Linked DNA regions of Homo sapiens: region 1 is linked to region 2. A link is an interaction called in ENCODE POLR2A ChIA-PET data of the cell type or tissue named here. Cell type or tissue: Panc1. All regions are shown on one strand. Links, peaks and the distances in the headings refer to the core of each region. The heading gives the core; the rest is flanking DNA. Region 1 overlaps AFAP1L2 (actin filament associated protein 1 like 2). Region 2 overlaps VWA2 (von Willebrand factor A domain containing 2).

Region 1 (2,911 bases), core at 165-2,664, 62 kb after region 2:
CCCTCAGGCAGGCTGTGAGCTCTCAGTACTGTGCCTGCCATCCTTCTGCTTGGTCCCCTTTTAGCAAGGTCCCTGCTATATACCCTGTAAATATAGATCAAATGAACATCATTTTTAAAAGAATACTAGGAGGACACCAATCAGTTACCCTTCACTTCCACAAAGGCCCCAACATTGCAGCAAGAGAGAGTTGGATCAGGCATAAAGAACTGCCTGCAGTAACAACAGACGGGAACCTGAGGGCTGCAGGCTCTCCATTCCTAGAGATGTTTACGGAAGACCTAAAACCCCCTGCCTTCGCTGTCTGAGCTCGCCTTCCTGCAGGTTCCAGCCCAGGAAATGAGCCTGTGGTCCCGGAGGTAGCTACAATTCTTACTGGATGTCTCGAGGGACCTCTCCACAGGCTCCAGTGAGGTGGATTTCTTCCTGCCCAGATTCATTAGGTTGCTCAGTTTGAGGCCAGCAGAACATTTCTTCTTGACTGTCAAGATGAGACAGAAAGCAATTCGTATTGCACGTGGTCCACCCACGTGCCCATGAGAGATGGAAAAAATAGCAAACCCATTTCCACTCCATCCACCCATCCCTCCCCGCTACATATGCGCGCACATATGCACGCATACACACACACACATCTCCTCAAACCAGGACCTGCAGGCCACAGTCAGGTGTCTTTAAAGTCACACACTCAAGAGGGGTACACAGACTTCTTATAGAATATGCAACCACTTGAGAATCTTTACACACTGTACTGGCTCAAAGAGATTTGAAATAGGGTTAGCAAACAAGAAGAGATGGAAGAACATTCTATCCCCAGCATTTCATGAAGCTTAACTTCAATTTGGCCGAGTCTCCCTTTTTCCTGGATCTAACAGCAGTATTTCCGAGTGGTTTATTAATAGGGGGCCATGTTAGAATCCGCTGCTAAAACCCATCAGGGTTGAGCCTGACAGCCCAGCCTCACAGCCTGGGACACCATTCCCCTCCCAACCACATGATGTTACCGTCTTTGGTTTCTGGGACCTCAGGGTGGCCATCCACGGAGCTCCCATACTCTGAAGCCGACAGGTACTTCTCAGCTATATCTGGCTATGGACAAAAGCGACATGAATGGGGATCACTGGCTGGGAACAGTTACCTTGGAGACCACAATTGAAGGGAAAATAATAGATGGCTCTTGGTTGTATGCCAGAGGTCAGCTGAGCAAATCCCTGCCGGCCACCTAAACGGCAGAATCCAGGTCACTGGTAGGACATTGGCCCAGCTTCCAAATGGCTGCTCAACCTGATGTGACAGTGACCCTGTAGCCAGTGGGCAGGGCAAGCAGGCTGCTCAGGGGTGGCATTAGAGTCTGCATCCCCTATGATGTTAACTGTCAAGCTAGAAACCACTCATACTGAGAGTGTGAAGAAGTCTTTTGAGAGCTGACTGTTCTAGCAATGTGAGCTGGTTCGTCTGCACAGGAGCAGACCATGTGATTTGAGTCCTGGCCGGAGCATTCTGCTGCCAGGCTGGTGCCCAAGTTAAATGAGCCTCTCTGAGCCTCACTCTGCATGTGTCACATAGGGATGACATCCCAGTCTGCTCACAGGGGTGTTGGGGACTCAAGATGATCCCTAGAAAAGTGTAGCTGCTGCTACTGTTAGAACATGAAACCCTCAGAATATTCCAATCAAGCTGCGTTTAGAGAGTCACCGACTCCATACCTCTGGAAAACAAGCTGACAGTCTCCCAAGCAACAGGACCGGCCTTAGGCAGGGTCCAGGGCCAGCAGTCCCTGGCCAAGGAAGCACTGCATGCCGAGTCTTTGAAGAAAACCCAACTTCTTTCCAACTTTTGTTTTCTTGTCAGTGGCCAAGGAATAAATGAGATAATGAAAAATGGCCCCTCCTGAGTCACTCTGGAATCTGGAAGGACTGTGGGCTATTTCTCCATGTGGGATGACCTGTGCCTTCTGGAGAGTAAGTGGCCTCCTTTCTGCTCGAGCCCTCTGTGTGCCTCTTGTTTTCCTCCCTGCTGGGGTGGGGACCCCAAGAGGAGCCACAGTGATGTTCTGGCTGTTCTATGTGTGCCCACGCTTCAGGACACCTACCTGCAGGTACTCAGGGACAGGAAATGTGACCCCACAGGTGATGATCCTCCTTTTGGCCAGAACCTAATTCAACTTTTTCAGCCTTGACCTTTAAGCCTAAAGCTCCCCGAAAGCACCATGCAAATGAGGACTACAGCCCTTTGGTTGCAATCAGCCTTGAGATAGTGCCCCAAGCCCAGAGGCGCTACTGAGGAATAAGGGGAAAGGAAGTGCCTCATAAAATCAATCTCCCTACTTAAGAATGCAGGCCAAAGTGACTGTTGTTCCAATAAAGCTTCCCCCTGTCTCCCCATTCGCCCACCCCCGGCACCTACAAGCAAGAAAATATTTTAGGTCTGTATCCGTTTCCTCCATTTTCCTGCCAAGCTAGAGTTACTCCTCTTTTCCAAGCAGTGTATGTTTCTTCTTCTCTTTTTTCTTTTTTTGAGATGGAGTCTCCCTCTGTCACCCAGGCTGGAGTGCACTGGCGCTATCTCAGCTCACTGCAACCTCCGCCTCCTGGGTTCAAGTGATTCTCCTGCCTCAGGCTCCCGAGTAGCTGGGATTACAGGCGCCCACCACCACGCCTGGCTATTTTTGTATTTTTAGTAAAGGCACGGTTTCACCATGTTGGCCAGGCTGGTCTCAAATCCCTGACTTCAGGTGATCCACCTGCCTCAGCCTCCCAAAGTGCTTGGCTTACAGGCGTGAGCCCACCCTGCCCGGCCTCAAGCATTGTATGTTTCTTATTAATTGGACTGAAATATAAAAACGAAGCTCCCAATTTTGCACTTTTAATTTTTACAGAGAAAACATGGAAGGGGACTCTCCCTCCAGGCA
Region 2 (2,911 bases), core at 316-2,815:
CACAGCAGCCTGGGGAGGTGGCTGCCAGAATCCTTGTTTTATAAATAATTAACAGGCCTGAGCCTCAGTCTCCTGCCAGTGCCCAGGGTCAGAAGCTGTAACTCCGTAAAATCGTCCTGAACCTAAGGAATAGAGACAGCATTGAGAAGCTCTTCACCGCATCCTCAATGCCTCGCCATTGCCTGACTCACAGGCGGCAGGTGGGGGCTTGTTCTGCCTCTGTGGTGTGGAGTAAGAGGGAAAAAAAAAATGTCCTTAGGGGAAAATGAGTCTTTCTTGCTGGCATGCACAGGGCTGGAAGCTAGCAGGAAGTATGTGCTGCAGGCCAGTATCCTTCTCACCACCTTTCTCCCTTTGATCGTGTCTGTAGAGCTCCTGACATACTGGCTCTTGCCATGTTAGGTGTCTGATTTTCACTTAGATCAGGAGAAGACTTGAGCCTCTTAGTCATTTGAAGCAGGAAGACCCTGCACGAAGACTCTCAGCTGGCAGGGACATTTGTTTTATAATAGTTTGTTTTAGGACTGCTTTGAAATCCAAGGAGCTCTATAGACAGTTCCAAGTGGTGCATATTTTAGAATTAGGTAGAATCTGGTGGCATCATGGAAATAACCACACAGTCTGAGAATATTGGGTGGTCAGTACATGCTCCATCCTCCAGGAGGACCACTCTCTGTGGCACCCTGGACTACCTGCCCCCGCCCCCCGCCCAAGATGATTGGAGGTCAGATGCATGGTGAGAAGGTAGATCTCTGGAGCCTTGGTGTTCTTTGCTATGAATTTTTAGTTGGGAAGCCTCCTTTTGAGGCAAACGTACACCAAGAGACCTACAAAAGAATATCACGGGTTGGGCTGGGCATGGTGGCTCACGCCTGTAATCCCAGCACTTCGGGAGGCCGAGGCGGTCGTATCACCTGAGGTCAGGAGTTCAAGACCAGCCTGATCAACATGGTGAAACCCCGTCTCTACTAAAAATACAAAAATTAGCTGGGCGTGGTGGCGCATGCCTGTAATCCCAGCTACTCAGAAGGCTGAGACAGGAGAATCGCTTGAACCCGGGAGGCAGAGGTAGCAGTGAGCCAAGACCATGCCATTGCATTCCAGCCTGGGCAACAAGAGTGAAAGAAACTCCATCTCAAAAAAAAAAAAAAAAAAAACGAGTATCATGGGTTGAATTCACATTCCCTGACTGTAACAGAGGGACCCAGGACCTCATTTTAAGACTGTTGAAGCATAATCCCAGCCAGAGGCCAATGCTCAGAGAAGTACTTGAACACCCCTGGATCACAGCAAATTCATCAAAACCATTAAATTCCCAAAACAAAGAATCAACTAGCAAACAGTCTTAGGAATCGTGCAGGGGGAGAAATCCTTGAACCAGGGCTGCTGTATAACCTTTCAGGAACATGCTACTAAAATTTATTTTACCATTGACTGCTGCCCTCAATCTAGAGCGCTACAAGAAATATTTGTTTTACTGAGCACCTGGCAATGCCTGAACCTCCCTATTCAGAAAGCTCCACATCAATAAACATGACACTCTGAAGTGAAAGTAGCCACAAGAATTGTGCTACTTATACTGGTTCGTAATCTGGAGGCAAGGTTCCGCTGCAGCTGCCCCCTCAGCCTGGGCCAGGCATGGTTTCTTCCCAGGAGACAAATCCAGAGTGTGGCTGTGGGGAAAGTGACCACTTTGCCCTGACTCGATCGGTTAAGGAGCTGTGCAATAACCTTCCCAGTACCTGAGTGAGTGTGTCACTTATTGGGTTGGCCAAGCCTAGTAAAGCTGTTGGAATGAGGATGTGATTCTTTTTAAGTGTGAAAAAAAAAAAAAAGATTTCTGTACAGATTTGTATTTGTTCTCTGGTGGCATTCCCTTAGAAATGCTCTGTGTCTGTCCAGCACCCCGGTAGGCCTGGTTGGGTTTCTAGTCATCTTTAACCACTTATCTCCCATATGAGAGTGTATAAAATAGGAACACATGCTCTACCTCCATTTAGGGACTTGCAACCTCTGCATCCCAGGTTCAAGTGATTCTCCTGCCTCAGCCTCCTGAGTAGCTGGAATTATAGGTGCCCACCACCATGTCTGGCTAATTTTTTGTATTTTCAGTAGAGACACTGTTTCACCGTGTTGGCCAGGCTGGTCGTGAACTCCTGAACTCAGGTGATCCACCTGCCTCGGCCTCCCAAAGTGCTGGGATTACAGACAAGAGCCACCGCGAAGGGCTTATTTTTTAAAAAACACTGGAGTCATGGCATGTGTGTAAACTTTAAATATGCAAATAACTATGTCAAAAAAAAAAACAAAACGGAGCTGGATGTATCTTGAGGTCCAAACATCATAGGTCCATGATGGAGGCAGGAGTCCAATGGGACTTTTAAAACCATAAAACAGCTTAGCCACATCAGGGCCCTTCTCTTCACTTTGTAAGGGAGGAACCACAGCCTCTCCCAAGGTCACAGGGCACCAGGATGAGGATGAGGGCCCCTGGGTTCATGTAGGCTCTCTGCCACCATGGGGCAGGTGTGGCTCCTGCATGGGTGGTGAAGTTTTTTTTTAAAAAAACTTCTCAAAAAATAATTTTTCTCAGCCAAGTGTGGTGGCATGTACCTGTAGTCCCAGCTACTCGGGAGGCTGAGGCACAAAAATCACTTGAACCCCGGGAGGCGGAGGTTGCAGTGAGCCAAGATCGTGCCACTGCATTCCAGCCTGGGCTACAGAATAAGACTCCATCTCAAAAAAAAAAAAAAAAGTCCTCTTCCTTCAGCCGGATTACGATTTATAAATAATTTAGATGATTAGTGGATAATTTAGATAGTGCAGGCTTTCTTCAGATGTTGTCTTCTTAGCTAGGGGAAGGTTTGTTAACCACATTAGAAGGTTTCAGAAGATGAGGACATTGAAAATC

Evidence for each region. ChIA-PET counts read pairs that join two places held together with the same protein. Peaks named below come from ENCODE experiments on the same cell type or tissue, not always from the same donor. Only the 100,000 strongest peaks of a DNase experiment are listed, where the experiment ranks them.
Region 1: POLR2A ChIA-PET joins it to region 2 with 5 read pairs; 2 of 35 experiments call an interaction of 5 or more read pairs at or near these places.

Annotation. Positions count from the first base shown.
Region 1 is chr10:114,307,429-114,310,339 of GRCh38, forward strand. It overlaps AFAP1L2 (actin filament associated protein 1 like 2), which reads right to left. Exons shown (of 19, transcript NM_001001936.3): 9 at 1,005-1,089; 10 at 377-481. Among named protein-coding and RNA genes, the nearest start is that of VWA2, 70 kb to the left of the region's middle. In Panc1, for the core only: no CTCF peak of the experiment used is centred there; no DNase peak of the experiment used is centred there; H3K27ac peaks cover 1,962 bases.
Region 2 is chr10:114,245,369-114,248,279 of GRCh38, forward strand. The region is part of intron 1 of VWA2 (von Willebrand factor A domain containing 2); the gene reads left to right. It also overlaps the pseudogene AURKAP2. Among named protein-coding and RNA genes, the nearest start is that of VWA2, 7.6 kb to the left of the region's middle. In Panc1, for the core only: no CTCF peak of the experiment used is centred there; no DNase peak of the experiment used is centred there.